2 separate regions of the Homo sapiens genome follow, and region 2 is linked to region 1. A link is a loop called in an ENCODE intact Hi-C map of the cell type or tissue named here. Cell type or tissue: ascending aorta. All regions are shown on one strand. Each heading gives the region's core, and the rest is flanking DNA. Links, peaks and the distances in the headings are about the cores only.

The links. Hi-C counts contacts between places; a loop is a spot of excess contacts. Peaks named below come from ENCODE experiments on the same cell type or tissue, not always from the same donor. Only the 100,000 strongest peaks of a DNase experiment are listed, where the experiment ranks them.
Region 2: it touches region 1 in a loop (2.3-fold over the local background); 2 of 110 quality-filtered maps call a loop at or near these places.

What each region holds. Positions count from the first base shown.
Region 1 is chr10:20,405,922-20,421,833 of GRCh38, reverse strand. No RefSeq gene overlaps it. Among named protein-coding and RNA genes, the nearest start is that of MIR4675, 140 kb to the left of the region's middle. In ascending aorta, for the core only: no CTCF peak of the experiment used is centred there; a DNase peak (open chromatin) is centred at 5,953; H3K27ac peaks cover 1,723 bases.
Region 2 is chr10:20,618,632-20,634,543 of GRCh38, reverse strand. No RefSeq gene overlaps it. Among named protein-coding and RNA genes, the nearest start is that of MIR4675, 75 kb to the right of the region's middle. In ascending aorta, for the core only: no CTCF peak of the experiment used is centred there; a DNase peak (open chromatin) is centred at 9,683; H3K27ac peaks cover 882 bases.

The DNA of each region.
Region 1 (15,912 bases), core at 2,634-10,633:
GAATCAACCTAAAGGCCCTCATCAGCGGACTGGATAAAGGAAATGTGGTATGTATGCATCATGGAATACTATGTAGCCATAAAAAGAATGAGATCATGCCCTTTGCAGCAACAAGGATGCATCTGGAGGCCATTATCCTAAGGTAATTAACACAGGAAGAGAAAACCAAGTACTGCATATTCTCATAACACAAAGAGGGGAACAACAGACACCAGGCCCTACTTAACGGTAGAGGGTGGGAGGAGGGTGAGGATCAAAAAACTACCTCTCGGTTACTATGCTTATTACCTGTGTAATGAAGTAATTTGTATGCCAAACCATAGCAACGTGCACCTTAACCATATAATAAACCTGTGTGTGTATCACCTGAACTTAAAATAAAAGTTGGAAGGAAAAACAAATAATTAACTTAATTACTGGTTATCTTCTTGTTTTTTTTTTTATTATACTTTAAGTTCTAGGGTACATGTGCACAACATGCAGGTTTATTACATATGTATACATGTGCCATGTTAGTGTGCTGCACCCATTAATTCATCATTTACATCAGGTATATCTCCTAATGCTATCCCTCCTCACTCCCCCCACCCCATGACAGGCCCTGGTATGTGATGTTCCCCTTCCTGTGTCCAAGTGTTCTCATTGTTCAATTCCCACCTATGAGTGAGAACATGCAGTGTTTGGTTTTCTGTCCTTGCAATAGTTTGCTGAGAATGATGGTTTCCAGTTTCATCCCTGTCCCTACAAAGGACATGAACTCATCCTTTTTTATGGCTGCATAGTATTCCATGGTGTATATGTGCCACATTTTCTTAATCCAGTCTATCATTGATGGACATTTGGGTTGGTTCCAAGTCTTTGCTATTGTGAATAGTGCCGCAATAAACATACGTGTGCATGTGTCCTTATAGCAGCATGATTTATAATCCTTTGGGTATATACCCAGTAATGGGATGGCTGGGTCAAATGGTATTTCTAGTTCTAGATCCTTGAGGAATCGCCACACTGTCTTCCACAAGGGTTGAACTAGTTTACAGTCCCACCAACAGTGTAAAAGTGTTCCTTTTTCTCTACATACTCTCCAGCACCTGTTGTTTCCTGACTTTTCAATGATTGCCATTCTAACAGGTGTGAGATGGTATCTCATTGTGGTTTTGATTTGCATTTCTCTGATGGCCAGTGATGATGAGCATTTTTTCATGTGTCTGTTGGCTGCATAAATGTCTTCTTTTCAGAATTGTCTGTTCATATCCTTCACCCACTTTTTGATGGAGTTGTTTTTTTTTTCTTGTAAGTTTGTTTGAGTTCTTTGTAGATTCCGGATATTAGCCCTTTGTCAGATGAGTATATTGCAAAAATTTTCTCCCATTCTATAGGTTGGCTGTTCACTCTGATGGTAGTTTCTTTTGCTGTGCAGAAGCCCTTTAGTTTAATTAGATCCCATTTGTCAATTTTGGCTTTTGTTGCCATTGCTTTTAAAACCCTATTGTCTCAGCCCAAAATCTCCTTAAGCTGATAAGCAACTTCAGCAAAGTCTCAGGATACAAAATCAATGTGCAAAAATCACAAGCATTCTTATATACCAATAACAGACAAACAGAGAGCCAAATCATCAGTGAACTCCCATTCACAATTGCTTCAAAGAGAATAAAACACCCAGGAATCCAACTTACAAGGGATGTGAAGGACCTCTTCAAGGAGAACTACAAACCACTGCTCAACGACATAAAAGAGGATACAAACAAATGGAAGAACATTCCATGCTCATGGATAGGAAGAATCAATATCGTGAAAATGGCCATAGTGCCCAAGGTAATTTATAGATTCAACGCCATCCCCATCAAGCTACCAATGACTTTCTTCACAGAATTGGAAAAAACTACTTTAAAGTTCATATGGAACCAAAAAAGAACCCACATTGCCAAGACAATCCTAAGCCAAAAGAACAAAATTGGAGGCATCACACTACCTGACTTCAAACTATACTACAAGGCTATAGTAACCAAAACAGCATGGTACTGGTACCAAAACAGAGATATAGACCAATGGAACAGAACAGAGCCCTCAGAAATAATACCACACATCTACAACCGTCTCATCTTTGACAAATCTGGCAAAAACAAGAAATGGGGAAAGGATTCTCTATTTAATAAGTGGTGCTGGGAAAACTGGCTAGCCATATGTCATATGTAGAAAGCTGAAACTGGATCCCTTCCTTACACCTTATACAAAAATTAATTCAAGATGGATTAAAGACTTACATGTTAGACCTAAAACCATAAAACCCTAGAAGAAAACCTAGGCAATACCATTCAGGCCATAGGCATGGTCAAGGAATTCATGTCTATTGTTGAGTTTTAAGAGTTCTTTGTATATTGTGAATACAATTCCTTTATGTGGTATGTGTTTTACAAATATTTTTTCCAAGTCTGCGACATGTCTTCATTCTCTTAACTATGTCTTTCATAAAGCAGAAATGCTCAATTCTAATGAAGTCTTACATATCACTTTATTCTTTCATGGATATTGCTTTTGGTGTTGTAGCTAAAAAATCATAACTAAAGCCAGGTAAGCTAGATTTTGTGTTTTCTTTCAGTAGTTTTATAGTTTTAAACTTTACACTTAGATCTATGATCTGTTTTGGTTGAATATTTTGGAAGGTAAAAGGTCATGTCTATATTCATCTTTTTTTGCATGTAGGTGCCAAGTTGTGTCAACACTATATCCTGTAAAGATGATCCTTTCTTCATTGAATTGCCTTTGCTCCTCTGTCAAAGCTTACTTGACTATATTCATCTGGGTCCATTTCTGGGCTTTCTATTCTATTCCACTGATTTATTTCTCTATTCTTTTGCTGATACTGCAGTGTCTTGATTAGTTTTATACCAACTATCGAAGTTGGGTAGTGTCAGCCCTCTGGCTTTGTTGATCTTCTTAAATACTGTGTTGAAACACTATGTTGGCTATTTTAAATCTTTTGTCTTCCCTATCAACTTACAATCCGTTTATTGATATCTGCAAATTAACATGCCGTGATTTTAATTGGTTAACTCTCTTTTAAAAATGTTTTATTTTCTGATCCTTGTGATTCAATTGTCTTCTTTTTATTTATACAGGCATAGTAAGTTACAGACTTTTAGATTTTTTCTTTAGTTGCTCCACTGAAATAAAAAATAAACATACCTACATACATCCTTTTCTAAAATATTTGCAACTCATTTTGAAGGGGCTTGAGCTTTTCATAGTTCTACTAATGAATTTTGAAAGCTCCTTCTTACCTTTTTCAAGCTGATCATGAAAGCTTTGCAGGCATGATTCATTTGTTTCAAAGAGCTGAGGAATGTGTAAACTTGACAAGGGTCAGAAATAGCTGCTTATCAATGTGAGATTATACCAATGAATTTCCTCTATGATGTTATCTCGCTAAGCCATTTATGTTGAAAAATTTCTCAGTCCAAGATTTCTCTCTGCCTATATTGTCCCTGTAACCCTCTATGGAGCACGACCATAGGTCTCTTACACATAGATAAATGTGGACGTTTTAAGCCCCCACAGGCATTGTTGACACCGCAGGATGCCTTTTTCAGAGTGCCCTGCTTGCTTGCATAAAGAGATTCAGGTGGAGCTGTAGTCAGTAAAATATTCACTAAAAAAGTATTTTAAATTAAAACTACAAGCCTTGTATGAAGCCTTATATCAGAGATGTATTCAGAGCATAGCATGAAGTGGCACTCACAAATCTTGCAGACTGTGTGTGATGGCAAAATAAAACATATCCTTTAAAAATAAAACTCTCGTTAAGTCAGTATCTGCATATCCCCTGTGTGTGTGTGCGTGTGTGTGTGTGTGTGTGTGTGTGCATGCTTGCATAAGCACATGTAGGTACTCCTTTTTTTTTTTTTTTTTTTTTGAGACAGGGTCTCGCTCTGTTGCCTAGGCTGGAGTATAGTGCTATGACAATAGCTCACTGCAGCCTGGACCTCCTGAGCTGCAGTGATCCTACTGTCTCAGCCTTCTGAGTAGCTGGGATTACAGGTGTGAGCCACTGTAATATTTTAATAGCTAATATTTTAAAATTTTTGTTTTGTAGAAATGGGTCTCATCATGTTGCCCAGGCTAGTCTCCTGGGCTCAAGCAATCCTCCCACCTGGACCTCCCAAAGTGCTGAGATTACAGACATGAGCCACCACACCCAGCCATACGTGGACACTCTAAAAACTCCCAACTGCCAAGGGCAGAGACCTTATAGTTCCTGTTCATCATATACAAATGAATGAATGAGTGGCTCATGTATGAATGAATGATTACCTGAAGGAAGAGATCTATACACTTTTCTATTTTAATTCTGAAGCCAATATTGGAGAAATACTGGCTTTCTCTATTATTCTGTGAGTCTTTTCAAAGCAAGGACTGTGCTGTCCCACTCTATATACCTCCAGCTCCTAGCACAGTGCCCAAAGCATAGCACCCAATAAACCTTTTCAACATTAATAAATAAATAAACTGAGGTATCTTGGTCAGTTTGGGCTACTATAACATAATGCCATAGACTGAGTGGCTTATAAGCAACAGAAATTTCTTCTTCACAGTTCAGGATGCTGGGAAGTCCAAGATGAAGGGGTTGCTGGAAGATTTAGTGTCTGGTGAAGGCCCACTTCCTGGTTCCTAGAGAGCTGTCTTTTCACTGTGTCCTCATGTGGCAGAAGGGGTGAGAGAACTCTGGAGTCTCATTTAAAAGGGCACTAATCCCATTTGTGAGATCTCCACCCTCATGATCTAATTGCCTCCCAAGAGCCCCATTTCCTAGTACCATTACATTGGTGATTAAATTTCAACATATGAATGGGGGGGTGGGGCATAAACATTTAGTTTATTGCATGAGGCGGGGGTGGCCTCAAAGGGAAACTGATTTATCTCTCACTGCTGAAAAACTAATAAGCAGGCTGGGCATGGTGGCCCATGCCTGTAATCCCAACACTTTGGGAGGCCTGGGTGGGGGATCACTTGAGGTCAGGAATTTAAGACCAGCCTCACCAACATGGTGAAAGCCTGTCTCTACTAAAAACATAAAAAATTAGCCAGGCTTGGTGGGAGGCACCTGTAATCCCAGCAACTCGGGAGGCTGAGACACAAGAATTGCTTGAACCCGGGAGGTGGAGGTTGCAGTTAGCCGAGATCCCACCACTGTACTCCAGCCTGGGCAACAGGGCAATACTCCATCTCAACGACAGCAACAACAAAACAAAAAAACCCTAATAAGCAGCTAAAAAAGTGAAAACCTAAAGGAGCACAGGAAGAAAGATACATTCCTAAAATGTCTTATGCATGTATATGGGTGCATTTATCTTGCTTTCACTGGCCCTCAGTGTAAATGAAACATTGGAAAAGGCCTCTTTTAAATGGTATAGTTTATGCTACTGAAATAAGAGAAGCAGAAGCAGAAAGATATTTGGGGTTCAGTGGATGTGAGATAGAAAAGAGAAATGAAGTCAACAAGAGGATACCTTTATTAAATTACGGTATGAATATTGAAATTGTACCACAGTCAAGCTAATTTTAGGATGTTTTCTTTGAAGCAGATCTAATCCTGGGGAAAGGGCCAAAGAATAGGGAGCTGAGAGGAATTATACGCCAGTGAACCGAAATAAACCAAATAAGGCTTTACAGTCTTACCATGGTCCGTGGACATAGTAATGTGAGTGGCAGTATCTGGTAATACAACCTGGTGAAAAGATTTTAAACATTCCATAAGGTGATTATGTAATGGTCAGCTTTCTGCAAATATCCCTAACTTTTTGCTGAATTTCATCTCGGAGGTTTGAAGACCCCTTTTAACTTTAGTAAAACCTTATTAGTCAAATGACAAAACATCTTCCTTCTAATAGCCATAGCTATGAGTAACTCTACATTTCCACCAACTGGAATCTTGGCATAACATCAGCCAGGCTGTTGCTGTTAGACCAAGGCTAAAACAAACAAAAGTGAGTTCTGAGAACATTTGGAGAGATGTATTTGAAGGTATAAAGCACAATGTTGCCAATAAGCTGTTATCTAAGATGACTAAGGGAATTTTTTTTTTTTTTTTTTTTTTTTTTTAGATGGAGCCTCACTCAGTCACCCATGCTGGAGTGCAGTGGCACGATCTTGGCTCACTGCAACCTCTCCCGGTTTCCAGTGATTCTCGTGCCTCAGCCTCCCAAGTAGCTGGGATTACAGGTGAACGCCACCACACCAAGCTAATTTTTGTATTTTTTAGTAGAGATGGGGTTTCACCATATTGGCCAGGCTGGTCTTGAACCTCCTGACCACAGGTGATCTGCCCGCCTTGGCCTCCCATAGTGCTAGGATTACAGGCATGAGCCACCGCGCCCGGCCGACTAAGGGAACTTTTTAAGGATTCATTGTGTTTAGGGCTTTTCCTTTGCACAGTAATTGCCAAATCTTATTAGAAATAAGTATATCCCAGGGATATGACTGAGCCTTGAGGCACTGTGTCTTTGTAACCACTTAGTACTCTCTTTGGGATTATCTCCACTGCCTCTATTACCATATTTAACCCTTCTTTTCTATTACTGTCCAAATGATAATTTTTCTCTTATCATTCCTCTTATACTACTGGCAGTATCATTATGTTGCAATGGTACTTTATCCACAGAGATCATTTAAGTTAACTTTAAAGTCCAGTTGTTAAGTAGTGTAGAGAATGTTGATATATTTTCTTTTTTTTAGGTTTAGGGCTGGATATTCACATGTTTCTTTTTATTTTATTTTATTTTATTTTAACTTCCAGGATACATGTGCAGGACATGCAGGTTTGTTACATAGGTAAATGTGTGCCATGGTGGTTTGCTGCATGTATCTACCTATCACCTAGGTATCAAGCCCAGGATGCATTAACTATTTATCCTGATGCTGTCCCTCCTCCCGTGCATCCCCTACCCCACCAGTAGGCCCCATTGTGTGTTGTTCCGCTCCCTGTGTCCATACGTTCTCATTGTTCAGCTCCCACTTATAATTGAGAAAAATGTGGTGTTTGATTTTCTGTACCTGCATTAATTTGCTGAAGATAATGGCTTCAGCTCCATCATGTCCCTGCAGAGGACATGATCTTTTTCCTTTTTATGGCTGCATAGTATTCCATGGTGTATATGGACCACATTTTCTTTATCCAGTCTATCATTGATGGGCATTTGGGTTGATTCCATGTCTTCCCTATTGAATATATCAATGAACATATGTTTGCATGTGTCTTAATAATAGAATGATTCATATTCCTTTGGGTATATACCCAGTAATGGGATATCTGGGTCAAATGGTATTTCTGGTTCTAGATCTTTGAGGAATTGCCACACTGTCTTCCACAATGGTTGAACTAACTTACATCTCTACCAGCAGTGTAAAAGCATTTCTATTTCTCTGCAGCCATGCCAGCATCTGTGGTTTCTTGACTTTTTAATAATCACCCTTCTTATTGGTGTGAGATGGTATTTCACTGTGGTTTTGATTTGCATTTCTCTAATGATGAGTGGTATTGAGCTTTTTAAAAGTATGTTTATTGGCCACATAAATGTCTTCTTTTGAGAAGTGTCTGTTCATGTCCTTTGTCCACTTTTTAAAGGGGATTTTTTTTTCCTTGTAAATTTGTTTAAGTTCATAGATTCTGGATATTAGACCTTTGTCAGATGGATAGATTGCAAAAATTCCCATTCTGTAGGTTGTCCATTCTCTCTGATGATAGTTTCTTTCACTGCACAGAAGCTCTTTAGTATAATTAGATCTGATTTATTTTAAAATTTCTGTATGACTGAAGATTATTTGTCACCATCATTTGTTGAATCCATTCAACTGTATTGTTCGATATGAACAAATACATAATGTTATTTGCCTTTAATGCTTCCCAGTTATTAAACCATAAAAAAGGAGATTACACTATGAAATCATACGAATTAATGTTTTCCTTAGAGAGACGCTTTATCTTAATTAAAATCAGATATTTTTATATCTGCAGATAATGCATTTACTTCCAATTTTGAATAGATTCTGTGAAATCAGTATTAATATGGGCTTAAATGCTTCGCCTACTTTAGCTTTGCCTAGCTATCAATTTCCATCTTTCCACAGTCTGTTCACTAAGCATAGATTTTTGGAATTCTAATACAAAAGAAATTATATCCATAGAATTTGGGGATTTGGATATCAGAACGTATGAAGTTGCAATATGTAATACAGTTGTTATCTTTCATGTTATGCCTGATAATGTTTCTTTAATTCTCCCTTACCTATTTTCTATATATTTTCTATTTCCTCCTATATGTTGCTCACTTAAAATTCTTTCTTTGCTTAGAATTCTAATGAATATCTATCTTTTTTTGAGGAATCTATAATTTTAGTATAGAAACTTGTTTATTTCATTAAATTATAGAAATTATTTATATTTAAATTTACCTTGTTAATATATTTCCTTATGTATTATATTCTATATCATAATTTCTGCTTCTTAAGAGTTTGTTGGGCCGGGCATGGTGGCTCACATCTGTAATCTCAGCACTTTGGGAGGCTGAAGTAGGTGGATCAGCTAAGGTCAGGAGTTTGAGACCAGCCTGATCAACATGGAGAAACCCTGTCCCTGCTAAAAAAACAAAATCAGCTGGGTGTGGTAGCACATGCCTGTAATCCCAGCTACTCGGGAGGCTGAGGCAAGAGAATTGCTTGAACCCGGGAGGCAGTGGTTGCAGTGAACTGAGATCATGCCGTTGCACTCCAGCCTGGGTAACATGAGCGAAACTCCATCTCAAAAAAAAAAAAAAAAAAAAAGAGTTTGTTGGAACACTTCGGTAGACTGTAGCAATATTCCTAAACAGCCAGCCAACATTTCACATCTTTTTCCAGCTAGAAAATTACCTATGAAAGACTGCAATGCTTGAGATAAATCTCTGCACTAGTAGCTATTTCATTTCAAAGTCCAAGCAGCTCAAATGTCCACAGAAAAGTGATGGAGCTCTTCAGCTATAGAAACCCAAGGTAAATCCCTTGACCTTTTCAAAGTATAGTAATTGTCATTCCTTTTGGTAAGAAGTTCTTGAAAGTAGAAAACAACTTTCAGTCCTTATGTGCAAAGTTTATTGAAACAAAGAGTAATTTTTTTCTTTCATTGAAGGTGTGTCTCTGTATTTGGGTGACCTTATTTGGCTGATACATGGTCCTTCAAATGTGTAGTTTGATTTTATGAATTCAGTGTAGGGCCTGCATACTGAATGAGCCAGGCAAAGATAAAAGCAGTTTCTGAGTGGAAATGTGGCATTTTTTTTTTTAGTGCATAGAAATGTAGACTTTCAATGTCACTCTCAGAATATCTCCAGAAGACACACAAGTGTTATGATTGATGGGTTCAATGATAGTTGCTTAACTGTGCTCCTCAAAGTGTGGTCCTCAGACCACCAGCCTCAGCATGTCCTGGGAGCTTGTTATAAATGCATAATTTCGAGCCCTACACCAGACCTACTGAATCAGAATTTACTCATTACCAAGATCATTGGGTTATTTATATGCACATGAAATTTTGGCTTAATCAACTTCTTGATTCAAAAGACAAAAATTCAGGCAAATCCAAGGGCAGACTTTGTGTAGGGTTAAACAAGTAATTCAAAAAGATAACAAAAGCTACAATTTGTTAGCAAAACCCAATCTGTTTAAATGTTTAAACTCATGTGTAAGAGAAAATAGGAAATTGTGATTATGCATAGGAAGAATTCTCAGAAGCAAGTCCAATTTAAGAAGGCACTTATTGGTCCATCCAATGCCAGGACATTCAGATGAAAAAGGAAAGAACCTAGCAAGCCATGCAGAAGTCCCAATTTATTTGTAGCACTTCAAGAACATCTTGAAGATTTTATTTTAAAATAATACATTTTCATCACAACCTTTGGCCTCCAATGGATGTAGCTTAAACTAAGCCCATCACTCTTTTATACAACCCTCCAAAGGGCACATAATTTACATATCAACTTCTATACGTACCAGGCACGGGGAAAGAAATGGGACTCTTTTCCCATGTTACTGTAGGTTTTCCATCACTTCAGTATTTGGCCTGTGAATAGGCAGTGTGCCCATATGATCCAGGTTTTAAACTATCAAATGATAGATCTCATGGTGGTGCTTTCTGATACAACACTTCAATGGAAGCATATTTTTTACCCATATGCTTTTTTTTTTTTTTACCAATGCATTCTTTCTAGACATATTTCAAAATTGCACCTAGAGAAGAGAGACGTGGATTTTACTTTATGATTTTCTTACCAGAGGGAAGAATGAATTTTGATCCTAGTTACATAATTGGAGGTACCTAGTGCATCTGTTCCTAAGAAGATAAAGGGCAATCATTTCTGAAGCAAATTCAATCAATCATTATTTTATCCCTAAGTCACTGGAGTCTTCTGTGTATCCTTCTTGCTCCAGTACAACATTGTAGAATGAAAGGTGACTTCCTGATAATAAACAATTATCTGCATTTTACTAATCTCATTTGTTTATTAACCTAATACAATCCTGGCTTGTAAAACAGGGGAATTGTTTTAGATGTGATTATTGAAATTTTCATGAAACCAGGTGAATCCTGATCCAAATTCTGTATAAACTTATCTTTTTCTTAATCTGTTTTTGTCAAAGGCAATGGTCACTACAAATTAGCCCAACTTTTACTGAGAATGCACTTCTTCAACTTGGATTTAGCTTTAATTTTGAAAAACAGGAGAAAAAAAGAAATTAGAAATGGTGAAATCTACAGTCCAACTCATTTTATAGAAAAGCCAAATTATGAAATAATTGTATAAATGTTATGATTATGAGAGTAATGCTTTAATCATAAATACAGATTAAAAGATTCATCAATGATTTCCTTTCCAGAAAAAAAATACTTCTTTTCTAGCATTTAAGAGTGTGATAATATCATGTACATATTTTGAGGATCTGTATGATTTCAGAATATTCTCATTTTTTTTCTCTAAAATGGATAGATTTTCTTAAGTGTTCTTTTGGAGTAAAGAAGAACGTTGTTTAGTAGCTTTCTGTAGAGCCATTTGAAATCTATGGCCGGGCGGGCTGCAAGGCTCTGGAGGAGAAAGCTTTCCAAGTATGTATTCTGCTTAATTTCTCTTTAACTTACAAATGACAACCTAGGTTGCAGTCAGGTCTCCCCTCTGGAGTTGGCCTTAAACATAAGAGCATAAGAATCAGAAGAGTAGGTCATACTTATTGTCCTTATTCAGTCTAGCATTCTAAAACTGACTATCAAGAGATGTAATTCTGGAAGATACGTTTGACTGCATGAGCATCTCCTTTAAAGGTAAGGAAAATCCTAAATCTACTAATTGTCTTCTTCTCACATCATGAACTTGTCAAGTTGTGAGTTTATTTCAATTGCTTTTTCTCTTCATGTTTAAACTCTATAACAACTAGTCCACCTTGCACTATGAAGTTCTATCCCAAATAATTATCTTAAAACTTTCCTCACTAATGACTGAAGAGATTTCCTCCTTGTTCTAGTATTCCAGAATGTGATGAGCTGGCCATACGTCTCCCTAGTTTCTGCTTTTACAATTCTAATAACATCAAAAATACCCTCACTCTGTCTTTACCTTTGCAACTAAATTTCAAAACTTTTACATTTGTCTTCATGGATACCCCCCTCCACACCTCTGATCATTTTACTTGTCCTTTGCTGGACTTTTTCCAGGTCAATTATGCTTTATCCATTACAAACTGATCTATTAGATCTTTGTTAGTTAACAGAAAAAGGAGGGAAAGCTGGCAGGAGGATGATTTGAGCCCAGGAGTTCAAGACCAGCCTGGGCAACATAGTAAGACCTCCATCGCTACAGAATTTTTTTTTTTTTTAATTAGCCAGGCAAAGTGGCATATGCTTGTATTCCTAGCTACCAAGGAAGCTGAGGCAGGCGGATAACTTGAGCCCAGAAATTTGAGGGTGCAGTGAGCCGTGGTCACACCACTGCACTCGAGAGCCTGACCCTGTCTGAAAAAGAAAGAAGGAAGGAGGGAGGAAGGAAGGAAGGGAGGGAGGGAAGGAGGGAAGGAAGGAAGGAAGGAAGGAAGGAAGGAAGGAAGGAAGGAAGGAAGGAAGGAAAAGAGAGAGAGGGAAAGAGCGTGACAGAGAAAGAAAGAAAGGAAGAAAGAGAAAGGAAGGAAGGAAGGAAAAGGAGAAAAATGAGGGAGAGCTTGGAAGTAAATAGGCCCATGGTTAATTTGGATCAGTCAGTATTATATCTACTAAGCTTTACAAGTTTGGCATTGTTTGAGTATTCTGGTATGTTTTAAATTCTCTTTTAGTTGAATGACATTTTCACATTATTTCACACTAGCATTTCCACAGTTAGGTACCTCATGCTTTACCACCTGGTAATAACTTGTAAGTTGTTGATGTTGAGAATAACATTTGATAAAAGCTCAATGATTGCTTTTGGTGTTCTTCCAGTTAATATGAATGTGTTTTTCAGATTTCTCTTGTGAAATTTTTTAGGCATACTTTAACCAAAAATTTTTCACAGTCATATCATGGTATTGTTCATGTCCACATAAAATGTGAATGTAGACTTTGTTTTTCTTTAAAAAATTATTTCTCAATAAGTTGACATTTCCCAATATGTCAATGGACTTTGTGACCTTGTGAGACTGCAAGATTATATTCATTCTATAATCCCATAATTTCAAACATCTAACATCTAATTCAGTGTATGTTCTAAGTATGACTGTTCTAAAATGATGATTAGGTTAGGAGATATTATTGTGGTCTGTTCCCAAACAGTCATCATATCTTATGCCATTGTTTTTGTTTGTTTGTTTGTTTAAATCATATGAGCCCACCATAACAATTGTGATGTGGGAAAAATTTATTTAGTTATTTATACTTGGTCATATTTTATGGAACATAATAGCTATATTTAAACCCATTCTTTAGGATGGATTGTACTATTTGCATTAGTTCACTAGCCTTTTCAACGCTCAATGATATGTTTTCATCATTTTTATTATAGTTGTTCATTCACAAAGCATGGTTTCATCCATGGTTTCCTTCCTTGAAGGATTTATTGGCCTAGGTAAGCTTGGAGTTTTCCCCAGATGCTCTCCACAACATTACTTAAAATATATTTAGAATAGAAGTGGTCTTAGAGCCCAATCTCTAAGGTAACCCATGGTTTATATTTTTTTCTTGCAAAGATGTGACCCTTCATATCCTACACATTTTATTACTTGTGCTTCCTTTTTCCCTTGGGAGGTGGATTTGGGGGAGTGCAGGGAATATGTCTTATTTTGTATTTTCCATAGTTCCTAACTAAGCACATCATAAATATTCATTGAATGGAATGTCAGTTTTCTATAATGGTAAAACAGTTTGCTCCTATTTCCAATCCTATGGTGATTTAATTAAAACATAATAGCTTTGGTGTAAAATTTCCTCCAAGACATTTTGGAAGCTTAAACCAGCCATATTCTCAGTGTCTGTTTTCCCACGTAAATATGTATCATCTCAAAGAAGTCTATTCAATTAGTCAGGCATGATTTATGCTTAGGAAAACCACATAACCTTTTCTCAAATAGATTACGTTAGTGAAAGCGTTCAGTGACTCTGCCCTTTATTTTATATACATGCAATTTTTACCAGCCAGTCTTTATTGATGCTGGGCACTGAGAGGCCTATCATGGGATGCCTCTCCTTAAAGCATGTACAAAATTGCAAGGCATTCAGAATGCATGTGCACCTGACTGCAAAGTGCAACCAGGCACACGTTCTCTCCTTTGAAAGGCATACGAAAGTCAGTTAAGCACAGTAGCCAAAGGGTTTCCACAAAAGATGTAAACAACCCAAATGTCCATCACCAGATGAGTGGATAAACAAATGGGGTATATACATGAAATGGAATATTATTCAGCCATAGAAAGGAATGAAATTCTGGCACATGCTACAGCACAGATGAACCCAGAAAACATTATGCTAAGTGAGATAAGTCAGACATGAAATGACAAATATTGTATGATTCCATTTACATGAAGTACCCACAATAGGCAAATTCATAGAGCTAAATAGTACATGAAAGGATACCAGGGGCTTATGGGAAGAGGAAATAGGGAGTTACTGCTTAATGGTTACAGAGTTTCTGTTTAGAGTGATGAAACTTTGGAAATAGTGGTGATGGTTGCACAACACTGTGAATATAATTAATGCCACTGAATTGTATATTTTAAAATAGTAAAAATGGAAAATAACATTCCACAAGTCTTATTGAATAATGATGTAATGTATCAAAAACCATCATTGTGCATTTTAAATGTGCAAATTGCACAATATATGAGTTACATCTCCATAAAGCTGTTTCAAAATAAAGTCAATTGGAGGTTGAAGAGTAGGAGCATAAGACACTTTAGTGCTCTTGCTATCCTTTCCTTAAAAGAATAGATGGGAATAATAATAATATTAAATGAAAATAAAAGTTGCTAACCTCACTATGAAAACCTACGGAGTCTGAGCACATTCTGGGAAATGTGTGGGAATCAATACCTGGATGGACTACCATAATGCCCGTTCAACATTTATGCATTTAAACACTTGCAAAATGAGTTTTCTATTGGAAAGACTTGTTAAATATATTCTATTTCACCCTCTATCTTGGCAGAGCTGGTTATATTTCCAGAATGCCTGTAGGTGTCTGTGATGGATCATTGCTGCCCTGTCCCCACACCCCTCATCTAGGAACTTTGCAAACTTCAAGGATTGCTTTGTGATCTGAAGGGCCCCCTGGTAGTCTGTGAGCTGCGTGGCTTTGCCAAGATTGCTAGCCTGCCAAGTCTTCGGCCTCCAAAAGACTAGCCAGGGCTTCCTCATCTGATGAAAGTACAGAAAAAGGCCATGTGCTTGGCAGACTTGGCCAATTCCCTCTGCTTCATAGAGAAAATAAATCTGTAAAGAAGTTCAAGGGAGAGCTACCATCTGGTCAGACTCCTGGCTTTCTCAATATGGCTCCCAACACCTACTGCCAAGTGTCAAGAGGGCTTCCTGTGCTGGACAGAGGCTGGCGTCGGTGTTCAGTGCCAATATGCTAAAGTCAGATGGGCCCCTGATGAGGTGGGGATCGTCAGACTGGTTTCAAACTGCAGTCTTGTCACCGCCACTGACACATTCACAGAATGGTCAACATTTCAGCAATAAAAGTTGGAGCAATTTCATAGCTGGCCCTGTCATTGCAGACTATCTGTTAATTTCTTGAACAATCTATAAGACATCCAACTAAAAACCTACCCAATAACTACAGCACTGTGCATCCTAGATGACTCAAAGGCAGTGCCATTGGAAAAAGCTGCAGAACTGTTTTTATAGTGCAGACACTTTATTTGCAGCTAATTTGGCCTGCTTCCTGCACACTCAGATCTTCAATTCTAAAAGCCAAGCCAGTTTTTCTTTTGTTCAGGGCTGTTCATGCTGCAAAAGTTCACATCTAGTAAGATACTTTTCTTTGAGAGAAAATGGTGATCTGAAACTTGTGCACTTATTGCATTATTAGATTAGCCGTGAAGATCTGCTTGGTTTAAACATTAATCATGTTTACTCATTGATGTTTCATCTTTAATATCTGAAATTAGTAGTAATAATAAATGTCAAAATATTGACCTATACTAATATTTCTTATTTTTATGAAGATTGGAAGTCACTGATAGGGTATGCAAAGTTTGAACCAAAAGGGTCAGTATCACTTTTTGGGACTCCACGAGAGAATTTAATATTCTTTATTATTGTCCTTTAGGTTTATAAGCAAAGCCAGTACATGAATATTTTTTGTCTCTAACTAAAGACTCTCTTCTGTAAGTTCCCCAGGGAAGCAAAACATCTGTATGCAGCTGTCCTTC
Region 2 (15,912 bases), core at 5,413-13,412, 210 kb before region 1:
GTTGATTTTGACCCAGATTTTAAATATTTGGTGTTTGTCTCAATAAAGTGGGACTATTTTTCCTCAATCCTTCCACCCCCAGGCTGCTTTGTCTCAATTTGCTATTTCATATAGAACTAATGTTTGAAAACTTATTTTGTGTTAGGCATTCTGCTAAGGATTTTGTTTTCCAGATACATATAATACATAAAACAATTCCGTGATAGGGCACTATCATTATTTCCATCCTACAAATGGGGAAACTGAGACTTAGGGTGTTATTACCTGGCTCAAGGTCAAATATTTAATAAGTGGTGGAGGAGATTCTGGATCCAGAAGACAGCCTTCTTGTCAGCTGTGCAAATCTAAATGACTTTTAGAAAGTTTGTTTTTAACATGCGTGTTGCTAGTATAGCAAACACATTATGTGCTTTTATACTGTGATGATTTAATGTTCAAGACAAATAGTAAAGTATTTGCTTATACATTTTTTTATCTCTTAAAATGTAAAAAAGTCATATTTTTTGTCAGGAGCTTTTTAAATGTGAGCATGCAACTCCCTCTCCCGTAAGTTTATTCGTTATCAATGCCAGATACCTAAATGGTTACTCCCTTGCTCTGTCATTCAAATTCCCATTAGGGAGGTAATGAAATCAAGTAGAGGGCGGAGCTACGAAGACTTGTTCTCTGGTGCTTGATGACTCTGAATCCAGTTCCCTTTCTTTCTTTGTCCTGATGGCAAATTTATCTTTTATTTCCTGGAAGAATTTGCAGCCAGATGTATTACTCTAACATTTATGCTTCTATGGCAGGCTTCTTACAGTGGAGAAGGTTTGGGGAGGTGAAGGAAAAAAACTAAATAACCAAAGAAACACTTCTACAAAGAGAGAATGATACTTTTTGCTTTGCTTTTAAAATCTACCTTTATTCATTAAAATAATGCATTTCGACAATTCGTGGTTATGTATAACTGTTGGCTGAAGGAATATTCAACTTCTTCATTCACATTTTTATGGCTGGAGCAGTTTTTGCTCTCTGGGAAGTAGAAACTCTCTTGGGTGGAAGCAGCCGAGTGAGGCTGCCTTTCTTATTGTCTCTATGAGGGAGATCCAGTGGGCCCTATCTATGGTGTTTGCCCACAAATCATGATTTTGGCCTGAAGTCACTGTGAGTAAGAAGAGTGAGGAGTTTTACTAGCCACACTGAAATGATAATGGGAAACATCAAGGTGCAAATGCTGATTTGATAGTCACAGAGATTTGTTCAGAAATCCAGCAATTAGGAATGTGAAGGTTGGCATAAGCACAACAGAGGTCAAAAGGACAGAAGGGAGCTGTCTTAGATCATTTGGAACTTATTTTTTAAAAGTCTTTTCTGAGGTGACTTAAGTGAACTTCTTGAAGTAGAATGTAAAATTAGATAATGATGCATGAACATAAAGAGGACATTTGAATCGTATCATTGAAAAATCCAACGTTATAACAGTAGAAAAATTAAGAGGATATTTGGGGGCCATTCCTTTCCTTTCAGGATTGACAATATCCACCTCCCTAGGCTCCCACCACTTACAGTCAACTCTTAAGTCTCCTTTTGGGTACCTAAAGTGATACTCTTATTTTAGAAAGATGATACCACTTCCTGCTGTCTTCGAGCTCTGCAGTGGGCAGCCATGCATCTGATGTTCTGGCCAGAAGTCAGCAAGGGGTCCTTCTAGCTATCTATTTTGAGGTGAAAGAGAAATAAACATTTCCAAATACTATCCCATGGGTCATCTCCCTAGCTCACAGGCCCATAAATATACTTAAAAGCATCCTGACAATAGAGACATAAATTTTGTTGAGACACATCTTGAATGGAAAACATTTTATATTTCTAAAGTGCCTCTTCGGACTTATCTATCTAAGAGTGAAAAAAATCTCACAAAAACAGATTTTCACAGCTAGGTATATCTTTGAAGCTACATGTGACATTATTACGTGGTCATAAGACATCTTCATACCTACCCACTCCACAACAAACTTGGGTATGTGTATGCACATGTATGTATGTGTATGTGTATGTGTGTATGCATTTTCTTTAATAAAGGTCTCAGACATTTTCTATTCTGAAGAAGGCCAGGTTTTTAACCTCTTACTGGAATCAACTTGTAAATTAAGCTTTGAGATTTTCAGAACCAATTAGTATGTACCAAGTAGTAGCTGATACATAGCAAAAGCTGAAATGCTCATTGAATGAATGAATGCATGAGCTCATGGGAATGTATTCTCCTTTGAGCACTCTAAGAGCTGTGAGTCTAGACCTGGATATTTCCACCTATTATTTATAGCTCTAGTGATCAGGAGAAATTTTTTACTCACAGGCATTTTCAGGAGGTTTTCTCAAGTCAAAGTCTTGGAATTACAGTCGCCATAAGTGAACACACTTCTAAATTCTTATGACTTCATTGTGGCCTTTAACATATATTGCAGTCACCTGGCGCATCCTTAAGGCTGCATTGTCATTGCGTAGTTAGACACTTTGCAGCATGACAGAGAATGTGTTGGATAATTGGTTGAAACTGTTAAATTATGAGGACAAGCATCCTGGGCCATACACACCATGTATAATGTGTTGAGTCATCCACAGATAATTGAAATCTGGACTATGTGTGCAGGTTTTATAGTGGCCATAATCTCTTGTTTTGACATTTGAGACAGGAAAATGCCTCCTGCATAATGAGAATTAGTAGTTACCAAAGCCTTATATGCAGAAAGGCAACATTTTGACTAAAAATGTACCTAAAAGTGTGAATAATTCAAAATCTGGCTTATTTTATTTTAGATAGCCTGTTACCCCAATTAATAGAATAAATATAAAAGAAAGCCAACAAACATCTTTCCTGCAATGCTAAAGAATAAATTAATTGTACCAGATATTTTAAAATACTTTGAGACAATTGTAGGGATAGATTAACACTAGGCTTATTAAGTTTGCATTGATTTATCATCACCTAAATATCCCTTTTCTTCCCCAAGATGCTGACAAAAACCACAGCTATACAACTGGGAGTATGAGAAGAGCAACTAATAGCACATCAACTACTGTTTCCTGACAGTTGTGTGTATGCCTCAGATAATTGGTTCAAGTTTCTTGCCTCATTGTAAGACAGCATCTCCTCAGAGATCTCAGGAAATATGCTCATTTTTCCCAAATTGCATTAAATCGCATAAAGATTTTTCCCTCTAAAGATTAGCTTCTAGGAGGAATGGTTAACTATCAGGAAGCTGTACATTAGCTAGTCCAGTTATTGCTGCTCAGAATAAAAGCAAAGAATGGAAATATGAAGCCAGCAGCCTTCACTGCAGATGAGCAGGGGCAGGGGATATGATTTAAAAGAAACCAGACTGGCTTCACTAACTTGAATAAGCCCAGCCCAAAGAAAGAAAGAAGCTGCTCCTAGACTGAGAGGCTGAGGGACAGGTGTCTGGCTAGTTGCACTAAACCTTATTGATCTGACAAAAAGGTTAAATTCCGGGACATTGGAGTGCCCTTAACTCAAAGGGCACTTTGTTCCTTCTATTTTGTTATCTGTCAATGATGTAAAATTAGCTCTTACTAGAACTTGATGTGTAACATTCAAATCAAAAGGAAGCTTGTAATTATTTTCAGAATTTATTCGGCAAAAATTCAACTTATATAGAATCAGTCAAGATATTTCAGGCAGTGGTGCAACTTCTGTAATGATTTGGCTGATTGGTTCTCTTCTCCACTTCAATTGGTTTGTCTGATCATACATCCAGTAAATTTCCAATATCTGCATTCATGCTACAATCTCCATGCAGCCTGTCTAAGGAGTAAATAGAGTGAGAGGTAAGTAAATGACTACTTAATGGATATCTTTGAGAACAGGAAATTAGGGATAGAGATATTTTAATGTATCTTCTACTTTTAAACAGTATTATTCCCTTCTTTTGCATAATAACAGGTTTGAATTCATATCCTTTTCTGTTCTTACAACAGGAACAACAGCTCATTGTTGTTTCGGTATGTTACTCATACTGAAAAATAACTTCACAGTGAAAAAGTTTTCAGGGTGGTCACAGTGACTCACACCTGTAATCCTAATTCTTTGAGAGGCCAAGGTGGGAGGATTGCTTCAGGCCAGGGGTTTGAGACCAGCCTGGGCAACACAGAAAGGTCCCCACCTCTGCAGAAAATAAAAATTAGTAGGGATGTTGGCACATGCCTGTAGTTCTAGCTACACAGGAGGCTGAGATAGGAAGATTGCTTGACCTCAGGAATTCAGCATTACAGTGAGCTATGATCATGCCACTGTACTCCAGCCTGGGTGACAGAGCAAGATCCTGTCTCAAAAAAAAAAAAAAAAAAAAAAAAGTTTTCAACACTCCCTTCACAAAAATTTGAAACATCCATCTAATTTTCTATTTTTGAAGTAGGTAATGCTAATATATCTTATTGGCAATATGATACTATATTGACATATTTACAACACAATATAATTACAAACCTAGAGAGAAAGTAGCATGCATACATCTTGCTTGAAAGAGAAGTCTACAACCTTCTGTGAATACTGCATACTAGAAAAGCAAATTACTATTTCCAAGAAATTTGCTTTCAAATTTGTTTCATCACAGGCATACTAAGAATATAGAAAATATCACAGTGCAGACATTTCAAGAAGTATCCTACCTAGTTGGAATGGAGGCAGCCAGAGATGATTAGAAATACAGGAAGAGAATATTTGAATTAGAAAGGACTCATGCTAAAGTGGATATAATTACAAAATATAAATTAATGTATAAAATATTATATGAACAAGAGTAAAATTCAGAGGTTAATGAAACCAATTCTAGATTTCCATGGAATCTTATGCCTTGGGGAGTGAGGGAGAAGATACCAATGGTGGAAGGGAAACGCCAAGCCAGAGTCTCTTGGCCTCAGCCCCTTCTTTCTTCTTTTATTAATAGTGGGTGCTACCTAATATTAGGTGAGATAATATCAGACCAAAGAGGAACTATTTCCTCTGAGAATATATAGGAAGTCAATAAAAGAAGTATGTCACATATTTAAGTTTGACAATGTTAGACCTATAAGCTGTAATCTCATTCTATTAGTGGGTTTTAACTTTCTTAAGGAATCTCACTTTTTTCTTATAAACACCTAATTTTGTCCAGGCCTTCTAATGCTCTGAAGAATGCTGACACAATATGGTTTATTCTGTCTGGATGTGTGTTATATCACGTTGCCCCCTACTGATCAAGAGACACTGGGATACGTGAGCCAATCACTAGGACACCCATCAGTGAAACAAGCAAGATGGCTTAGCCAGATATCCACTGCTAGCCTCTATACAAGAGGTCAAAATAGAAGTCTTTATGGCACTAACAATTTATTATTAAAGCAATGAACATCACAAATGTTTGGCAGGTGATACAATGAGTTATTTCTCTATTCATTTTCTTGAAGGTCAAAATTAATTTAAGAAGACAATCTTGTAAGGTGAGAATAGTTTCAAATTATATTGAATTCCCCTTGGATCAATTGAACAATTTCTCCTTGGAGGTAAGATTCCTCAATTGTGATCAATCTCTGTGGGTCAAATTCAAACTTAATGTTTTTGAATGTTTTTGATGGTTTTGAGAAAGTTTTTATTGCATTTCACCTCTGCCAATAAATAGGTGTTCAAGACACACTTCAATATATTGTATATGCTTCGTATCTACTCTGATTCATGGGTCTGCATATAATATTTGGCCTCTCCTTGCTTTTCAACATGCCGAGGTAAACCATAATTATCCCCACTCCTGTTTCATATTACCTTTTGGCATGTATACCTAAAACATCAACTCCTGTTGGAACAAACGTAAAGCAAAGTGCAAGACCAGGAAGGGAGTTTGTCAAAATATGTTGGACTCACATGTGGGTGAATTTATATGACACTATCAATTTGGAAATAATGGTTTCAATTCCCTTTTACTGCATATATCAAAACAATTTTTTATTAACTAATATGATATTTTGACTTTTGATTGCACTATGTTTTAGTAAAAAAAATCTAGGGGCAATGTATTCACTTGAGTATATCTGAGAGGCATATTGTTCAGTTGATTCCTCCTCTTAATCTCTTTCTCTCCTCATACTAAGGACTGTTTCCAATGCTGAAAGAATCTCCAGGTCCTAATCTAACCATCTCTTCCAGAACCTTGGACTCTTGCCTCCAGTTTTCTCTGTCTTGGTTTTTCTCATCTGTGGAATAGGGAGACAGGACTACATAAGTGTGAATATTTTTTTTTTTCTGACTCAGATATACCTAGAACTTTATCTTGTTGCATCTTTCATTTTTAAAGTAAGTTATGACAAAAGTTCAACAAATACGTCACCTGGGAGAGCTTTGTTCATTCAAATAAAAGTGTATTATATTTGTGATTTGCCAGGAAGGTCTAGTTCTATAGTTAAGAAATCAGTTTCCACAGCGTTTTTCCTCTCTGAATGGGAATTTTTAAAATCTTAAACAGATGTTCTGTGTGGTCCAAAATTAAGGAAATAACCAGCTGGCCAACAACAAAAAACCCCTGCTTATATTTGCCGTTTAAAAAATTCTTTCATGTTGCCTTGTATTCAGAAAATTGAGCATCTAAAAATGAATATATTTTTCTCTATGTAATCATGCAATCTGTGTATGTGTACCTTTTGTTCTTGATGATACACTGGAAAATAATGGTTTGTGGAAAAAGCCTATCTTTCTCTGGGGCATAAGCCTCAGTTCTGACACCTACCAGCTCTGAGACTTGATCACCATCTGTAAAATGGGAATATTAATGCCTATCACATGGGGTTGTAAGTAGGTAGCATTTGTTCTTATAATAACATGTAAACTAGCTCAGGCAAAGCCTCATATAAAATATACACTTCCAAATGTTATAGTCTGCCAATGAATTATCATATAAATGTGAAATACAGTATAGCAGAGTGAAAGGAGGGTTTTGGGGGGTGAATATTTAAAACTATAAGAAAACTTTCCTGAAATTAAAGAGGATTTGAACATATGTATGTAAATAGACATGCCACTTTTCAGGAAAAATGGACCCTGTAGACCCAACATGGGATATAGCCTAATAAAACTATTGAATTTAAATGCAATGGGCTTAAAAAGAAGGCAGGCAAAAGGATCACATCTCTCAGAAGAAGGAAACTAGATTGGCATCAGACTTCTTTATGGCATCGGTTAATGCTAAAACAGGATGCAACAATAGTTAAACAATGCTGAAGCAAGGACAGAGAAAGCCAAGGGTTTTATACTCAGGCAAGTTCAAAGTACAAAGACACTTGCTATATAATAATCTTGTACAAAGGCACTTGCTGTATAATAGCCTTGAATATATAAGAACCTATGAAATGTTTATTCCCATGAGTCCTTTTGGAATTAAATACTAAAGACAAATTTGAGCCAATTAAGAGATGATATCTAGGAATAAACTTAATGAGAAGTGGGCATGACCTATATGACAAAAATTTAAAACACTCCTTAAAAATTAAAAAAATAGACTTTAAAATATAAAGGCATATAAAAATTAAAAAAATAGACTTTAAAATATAAAGGCATACTATGTTCTTGGATGGGCTAATGCACATTATTCTTTTTAAATGTAACGTGATTTTAGTAAAAAGTATCAGTCTTTTTAACTAAGCAAGCTGATACTAAAGTTCATCTCAAAAATAACCAAGTAAGGATAACCAGGAAAACTATTTAAAATAAAAGCAATAAGGATATGTATCCCTAGAAGATAATTAAATACACTATTGCTTTAATAATATAGTGTCACTGCATGAAAAGGTAACAGACCAAAAGAACAGAGGAAAAGTCCATAAATACCAACACATTTTGGAACTTAGTATCTGATTAACGTGACAGCTCGAATAATTGAAGTAAATATAGATTCACCATACCCTAAAAATAGGATTGGGAGAACCATGTAGCTATCTGGAAAAAGATAAGATTGTATTCATACCTCAATCTATTGCATTAGAATTAAAGCACCACATTGAAACATGAGCTGATTCCTTTTTAACAAATGAAGTGAAGACTTTGCTACTAGTTATTTGGAATCCACTAGCCATTAAAAACAAATATATAAACAAAACCAAAAATAATCCTATATCAATAAAAACAAACCCAAACTTTAGAAAGAGGGAAAATAACCAAAAAACTTCTGCATGGCTATATGAATTTGAAAGACAAATGAGAAATTAGAAAAACATTTGCAACTCATTCTTCTCTAAGAGAACTAATCTCCCTAATATATAAACATTATTAGAAATAGAGAAGGAAAAGACTAATGAGGCAATAAAGCAGTAAAAAAAACCTGAGCAGATAGTTCACAGAAAAATACAAATGGCTTACAGGTAATTTGAGAATGCAAATTAAAATGACATATAAAGGCTACTTTTTTCACACCTCAGATTACCAAAACCCCAAAGTTTTACAACTCACACTTTTGACAGAGCTGTGAAGAAACAGGCACTCAGATATCCTGCTAGTGTACAGGGCAGTGCAAACATTATGGAAGACATCTATATAAATTACAAATGCATTTACCACTTGACCTAGCAATTCTACTTCTGGGAATTTATCCTATAAATAATTCTATATTTATAGAACGGCAAATATAAAAGATTATTCATTGCAGCAACATTTGTAATAACACAAGACTGGAAATTACCCAATTTGTCCAACAATAGGAGTCTGGTTAACTGTAGTGCATCCACATAATGAAATATTGTGCATCTATAAGGAAGAATGGAGAAGCTCTTCAGGATGTATTAATAAATGAAAACAGCAAGGTGCAAACGGTGTATACAGTATGTTATTTAAGAAAGTGGATAACTAGTTTATATGTTTGCAAAAACAGATTTGGAAAATGATATGGTTTAGCTCTGTGTCCTCACCCAAATCTCATCTTGAATTGTGCTCCCATGGTTCCCACCTGTTGTGGGAGGGACCTGGTGGGAGACGATTGAATCATGGGGGTGTTTTCTCCCATGCTATTCTCTTGGTAATGAGTGGGTCTCACAATATCTGATGGCTTTATAAGGGGAAATCCGTTACTCTTAGTTCTCATTCTCTCTTGCCACCACCACGTAAGAAGTGCCTTTCACCTTCCACCATGATGGTGAGGCCTCCCTAGCCACGTGGAACTGTAAGTCTATTAAACCTCTTTTTTAAGTTGCCGAATCTCTAGTGTGTCTTTATGAGCAGCTTGAAAATGGACTAATACAGAAAGGATATAAAAACAACTTATAAAAGTGATTACCTCTAGTAGGTGGGAGTAGAGGATAGGATGCATGCAGATAGAAATGAAGTGGATCTTCCCAATGCATGACATTCTGTGTGGATTTTATTTGTGAACTAGGTGAATCTATTTCTTAAAAATAAAATCAAATAATAAAATTTACCAGTGCATGCTTTAGGAGTCTGCTTTCTGTATTTCAGATGGTTCTGCGTGTGTGTGTGTGTATGTGTGAACATGGGTGTGTATGTAGATGTGTGTGTACATGGAGAAAACTTTTACAGGGTCGTCATTGCCGTCTTTTTCCTCAATTATTCAGTAAAATCTTCCACACCCCAAATGTCTTGGTGAGTGGCTATTTTGTGAGAAGGAAAGGATAGGGAGAAAGAAGCTTGAGGAAAATTCCACAGTTATGTCGACATGGCTGGAAGTCTGGCCAGCAAACACAAGACAGTGACGCATCCAGAAACTGAACTGATTCAGAAGTAGTGGGATTGGGAACCATGAAAATGTCTGCTCCCCATGAATTTGCAGAACTCTCCCAGATAGAATGGCATGGGCTTTCAGACAAATGTTATTTAGACTTTAAGAACTAAGTGTTCCCAGGTAACATGAGGGTTACAAAGCTCTGTTCTTAATTTCTAATTCTTTCAGAGTTTGTAAACCAAAATACCTAATTTTTAAAATGGATATGAAACAGAAGGAAAATAATATAGTTCTGAATATTAAATCCAGAAAAAAGAAAAAAGTAAAATTTAAATATATTAGTAGCAAATGTATTGTGATTTCTAAAACTCTGGAAGATTTTTTTTTATATATTAGTATTATTTGAAATATACTTAGGTTGTAATCAAATAGGTTAATTTCCCTCCCATATTTCACCCCTAAAACACTAACTCATGCCCATTCAAATGACAGATCCAAAATTAAAAAGTAAGTCAGTATCTAAGATAAAATATTTATTCATGTAGCTCTAAATCTATAATTACAAAATATTAAATTATTAAAAATGAAATAACTAAAAATAACCTAGTAGTGATAGGAATATCAGTATAAATTTTCCTTGTATCTCTGTTTTTTTGAGAAATAAATTGAAAATCTCAGTAGCAAAGTTCCTGATCCATAAACCATTCGGCAACCTCTCTGACGCTTCTGCTCCAAAGATCTTAATTATTTACACAGTTCCACTAGAAACTGCTTAAGGACACAGCATTGCAAAAGATACAAGTTGTCACTACTTAATAAATGTCCTTGCCCCAAACACTGAAAACATAAGTCTGTTTTACAAAGTTTTCTTGCTGAATATTCTTAATTTTAAATAATATCAAATTAAGATGATATACCAGCATATGGCTGTTAAATATGTTGCTCAAGGACTTTTTTCCATGAAAAGTTTTGTGAATTTTTTCCTGATGAACACAACTTGAGAGAGACCCAGATTGTAAAACAATCAAGTTGGTTGGAAACTTAGGATGGACTATCTTAAATTGCTATCAGCCTCTGCTGTTTCCAGGCTACTGTTCCCTGGAGATCATTAAGGAGTGATCCTGCTTCAAGAAGGGAAATGGATTAGAAAATCTCCTTAGGTTCATTCACCCTTACCTTTCATGATACTGAAAGCTCTGATTGTCTTTGGAATAGGGTTCAAGAGGACCAAGACAGGAACTACAGCAGGAAGTGCTTCTCTCTGACATTTTTAACTGGGAGGTGGGTGTTTACAAATGAAGACAGAGAAAGGAACAATCAGAAGCAAGCTTGGGACCTCTTAGACCCAGTTGTGTGGAGATCATTTTATTCGGGAACACACAATTTTAAAAGTCTTTTGAATCCTTAGGGCCAGCACAGGCCATTGCCTCCAGTAGCTACCCAAAAAAAAAAAAAAAAAAAAAAAGAAGAATCGTTCAGAGCCCACATTTAAGAGTGAGGCCAGGAAAAGCACCATGGAACTAAAGAGGTCACCAGAAACAGGCAAGGAATCGAAGAAAAAAAAATTGCAAAGAATGATTGTGTAGTTTCTCTAATTCAGACTTATGATTTTTCTGGTTGTGGCCTCCCTTAAAATCAAACAGAAAACCTACAACCGCATTCCAAGAACGCACATGAGAAGCTAACAAGAACTAAATAAACAATGTTCTGTTTGCTCAAATATTTAGCAAATAGCTCAGGGCTTACTTGCATAAACCACCGTGGAAATTCTAGCCAATTCTCAAAGATGTTTCTATGCTCTGCTAATAAAATAACTCATGTATGTACAATGGTGTACATTGTAATTATTTCCACATGGTTAGCACTTAGACAAAACCTGAGGGAAGAAGGTCAACATTTGATGAAACTTCATCACAAATCAACATTCACGACAGCACAGTCAAAACCCAAAATCCAACACAGGATAAAACCAACAGATACAATCAGCTGATATGTCAGTACATATTTTTTTTTTCCTCAGGCTTTTTTCTCCTTATCACTATTTTTTTTTTTCTGGTTATGACCTGCTTATAGAAGGATGATAAAATGACAGGAAATAACACATTGAAGTTTTGTAGATAAAATCTTACAAAGTGTTTAGGGGTGTTTTTGTCTTTAGCTGCAAACACATAGCAAATCCTCGACTGTGAGGCAACAATTTGTAGAGGGAGAAACCTCAAAGAGAAATCTTTCGGTAATGCATCTGGGTGATGGGACCAAATCCAAATGATTATGATTTGTGACTCTAATCTCAAGCAAAGCCTTGTTCTGGGATTATTTGTTCTTGTTTCCGTAATTCACTTACATAGTAGAATTTCTATATAAGGTAATAGCTGAATAGAAGAGAATAAAAACCTTTCTGATTTTACATAGTGCAGTTAATGACATTCAGAAAGAAGTCACGGGTCTTCATAAAAAGACTTAGCAATCTTTATGCCTAAAACTTAAAGTATATGTGTTTACAGTTTATAAAAAAGTAATGGTGTGGAATGTGTTAAGCTATCTCACGTTTTATTCTGGGGACCAAAGCTCAATCCATTGAATAGAACTTACTATTTATTAGAACAAAAATAAGTGGATTGGGATACGATTTCATTTTTTACTTTATACAGCTCAAGGATTAAAGTCAATATCTTCATATATCCTTCATTTATTCAGTAAGTATTTGTTGAGTGCCTATTAAGTCACAGGACTGTTCTAGGCATCAGAAATAGAGCAGTGGGCAGAACACAGTCTCAGCTTCATGGGGATTCTAGTTTGGAGAAAATAATAAATATATAATATGATGTTACCATATATTACGCATATTTCAAAGAAAAAGGCTAGAAGGGAAATACTGAGAGCAGGTAAAGAAACTCTTTTATGTAGGGTGATCAGGAAAGACTTGGAGGTTCCAATAGTTAAGATGAGACTTCAATGAAGGAAAGTGAGACTTTCCATGAGAAAGTCTGGAATTCGGAGGAAGAGTCAGAAGGAAAAATGAGTACAAAGATTCTCATGCAGGACTAAATTTGCCTTATTGAGGAACTTCTAGCAAGTCAATGTTGCTGGAGTGAAATGAAAAGTTGAGAGAGGAAAGAAATGTAGAGGGTAGGGCTGGGTACAGTGACTCAAATCTATAATTCCAGCACTTTGGGAAGTCAAGGCAGGATGATCGCTTGAGGCTAGGTCTTTGAGACCAGCCTGGGCAGCATAGCAAGACTCTGTTTCTACAAAAAAAAAAAAATATAAATACCATTAAATTTGAAGTTGTTACTGCATGGGTAGAGTCCAAATCAAGAAGAACCCTATAAAATCAGGTAAGAATTTGGACTCATTCTAAGTATGATGGGAATCACTGAAAAATGTTGAGAAGGGTGACATTATGTGATTAAGGATTTTACAAGTCTCTCTGGCCGTTTTGTGGAAGACAAACTGTATAGAGGAGAAGGATGACATGGGGAGGCCAAGCAGAAGGTTATTGTGCTAGTACTGGCCTTAGATGATGGTGATTTGTATTAGAGCTTAGCAGTGGAGTGAGAAGTGGTTTACTTCTCGATACATTTGGATATACTTCCTAGCCAGGAATACTAAGACTTTTCTGCTGGATTCAATAGGTGTAAAGGAGAGTGAGGAATTGAGAACGATTCCAAAGTACTTAGTTTGAGCCACTGGGAAATGGTTGAGCCAATTATTCATTCTTTTCTCAAGTATTTATTAAATATAATTTGTGCTGGAGGCAATAAAAGGTGCTTGGAAAATGTATTGAGCAAAATAGACAAAAATCTCTGGAAGAAAAGGGCAATAAAAATAAACATAAATAAATCTTAAAATATATTCCAAGGTTATACATGTGGTGAAAGAGAGACACCAACAGAGAAGGCTAAGAGGAGTGGGCAACAGAACAAGCTCCTTTATTTATTAGGGTGATCAGGGTGGTCCCACAGAATCTGAGCCAGGGTAAGGGGGCCAGTGTGTCTGCAGCTCAGTGAGCTAGAGGTAGTATAGGGTGGGTGATGGAGGAAGAGAAACCAGGAGGCATGATTGTTTAGGACCTTGAAGGCCACTGGGGGTTGTCATTCCTTCTAAATAAAATGTGGAGTCATTTTAGGGTTTGGAGCAGAGGAATTACATGGTCTGACTTATGCTCAAAAGTCTCACTCTGGCTGCTCCTCTAAGACCATATTGCAGGCAGCAGAGATCAAACAGGGAGACCTGCTCTGAGGCTATTGCAGTAATCCAGTTGAGAGCTAATGGCTCAGTGGAGAGTGACAGCAGTGAGATAACAAGTGACCAGATTCTAGATATATGTAAAGGTAGAACCCTCCTGATTTCCTGATAGATTAGGGAACCTTGATTTTTTGGCCTGAAAAACTAGAAGGATGATGTTGCCCTTGACTGAGATGGTGAAAAATCCTATTTGAATGTGAGGTGAGGGAGATTCAGTAGTTTAGTTTTGGACATTTTAGGTTTGAGATGTCTAGTAGAAGTGAAAGAATCATACTGGTGGTTGGATATTCAAGTCTGGAGCTCAGGAGAAAGTTTTGAGCTGGAGATACGCCTTCTTAGGTGGAGATATACACGTAATATTGAGAACCATGGGCAGTGAAAGAGACCACTTAGGGAGTGAATGGAGACAGAAAGTCAAAGACTGCGCCCTGGGGGTAATCCAACAGTAAGAAGCAGTGAAAAGAAGAACTAGCAAAGGAGGCCCTGAGGCCAGGGAAGAGCCAAGAGGATGTGTGCTCACCTAAGAGAATGTATTAAGGAAGGTGTGGCCCACTGTTGTAAATATTCTTGAGAGGCAAGTGCAATGAGTGAGAATTGATCACTGAATGTAGCAACATGAAGGTCATTAATGATTTTTGGGGAGCAGTTTTGGAGTTGCCATGGGGGAGAAAGTTTGGAAGAGAATAGTGATGGGGTGGAAAGGAAAAAGCTATTCACTAAAGTGAGGAACAGTGGGGGAAAGCAGATAGGGGCTGAGCATGAAGGGATCAACTAGAATTATTACATCTGTTGGGATTTATTTTCCTTATTGGCCACATAGAGCCAAGTTCTTAGGCAGATCTGAAGGAATGCTGCATCATTTATTTTCTCAGTGACTAGCATTTAATCACTTCATTTAAATATTTGTTGTTTTATTCAAAATCAATTTTGTACTTCCCTGTTTAAGCCTTCCGAAAATCCATCTTGCCAAAAGAAATATGAATCCTTTGTAGGGTTACTGTGGCTCAGAGACAAAAAGATTCCTTTTTTTTTTATTGAATTATTCGTGTTGCCCAGTCTGGCAATGCTCTGAATCTCATATTGTAATAAGTTAATATTTTATTGTACTGCAAACACAATAATGTGGTGTTTGGTGTTAACTATAAAAATAATTGGATTTTATATATACGTGCCTGTCCAAAGGCAAATGTGATTGTACAAAGACTTTGTAAATAACAGTACATTGCTCTGTGATGTTCCTTGAACAGTTGTTTTATATTTAGCTCTTATATTGTTGATCTTCTGTATTTCTATCTGGATTATAAATTCTTGAAAGGCAGAGTGTATATCACGCATATCTGTCATAGCAAAGAGACACGTGTGTATTGAATATTATGACTTTTCTGTTAAATGAATGTTCTCTTGCTTAAAAACTGGGAGTAGGCCGGGCGCAGTGGCTTACGCTGTAATCCCAGCACTTTGGGAGGCCAAGGCGGGTGGATCATGAGGTCAGGATATCGAGACCATCCTGGCTAACATGGTGAAACCCCGTCTCTACTAAAAATATGAAAAATTAGCCAGGCTTAGTGGCATGTGCCTGTAGTCCCAGCTGCTGGGGAGGCTGAGGCAGGAGAACCGCTTGAACCCGGGAGGCAGAGGTTGCAGTGAGCTGAAATCGCGCCACTGCACTCCAGCCTGGGTGACAGAGCAAGACTCCATCTCAAAATAAACAAACAAACAAACAAATAAAACAAAAACTGGGTAGTAACAAAGGCAGGATGTAACTAGAATGTCTTCTAATTTGTAGCTTAGCTTTTCATAGTGCCAGTCCTTAAACTAGATCAGTATTTTAGGGGCTCTTTCATCCTACCTGTCCTTCCTACTCTGTGTTAAGCATTTTGATCACTGAAGTCAAATAGACCCTTTGGGAAGTAGTACATTGTACATCTCTTTCTTCCTAATTGGAATCTACATTTTAGTGCAAGTGGTTGTA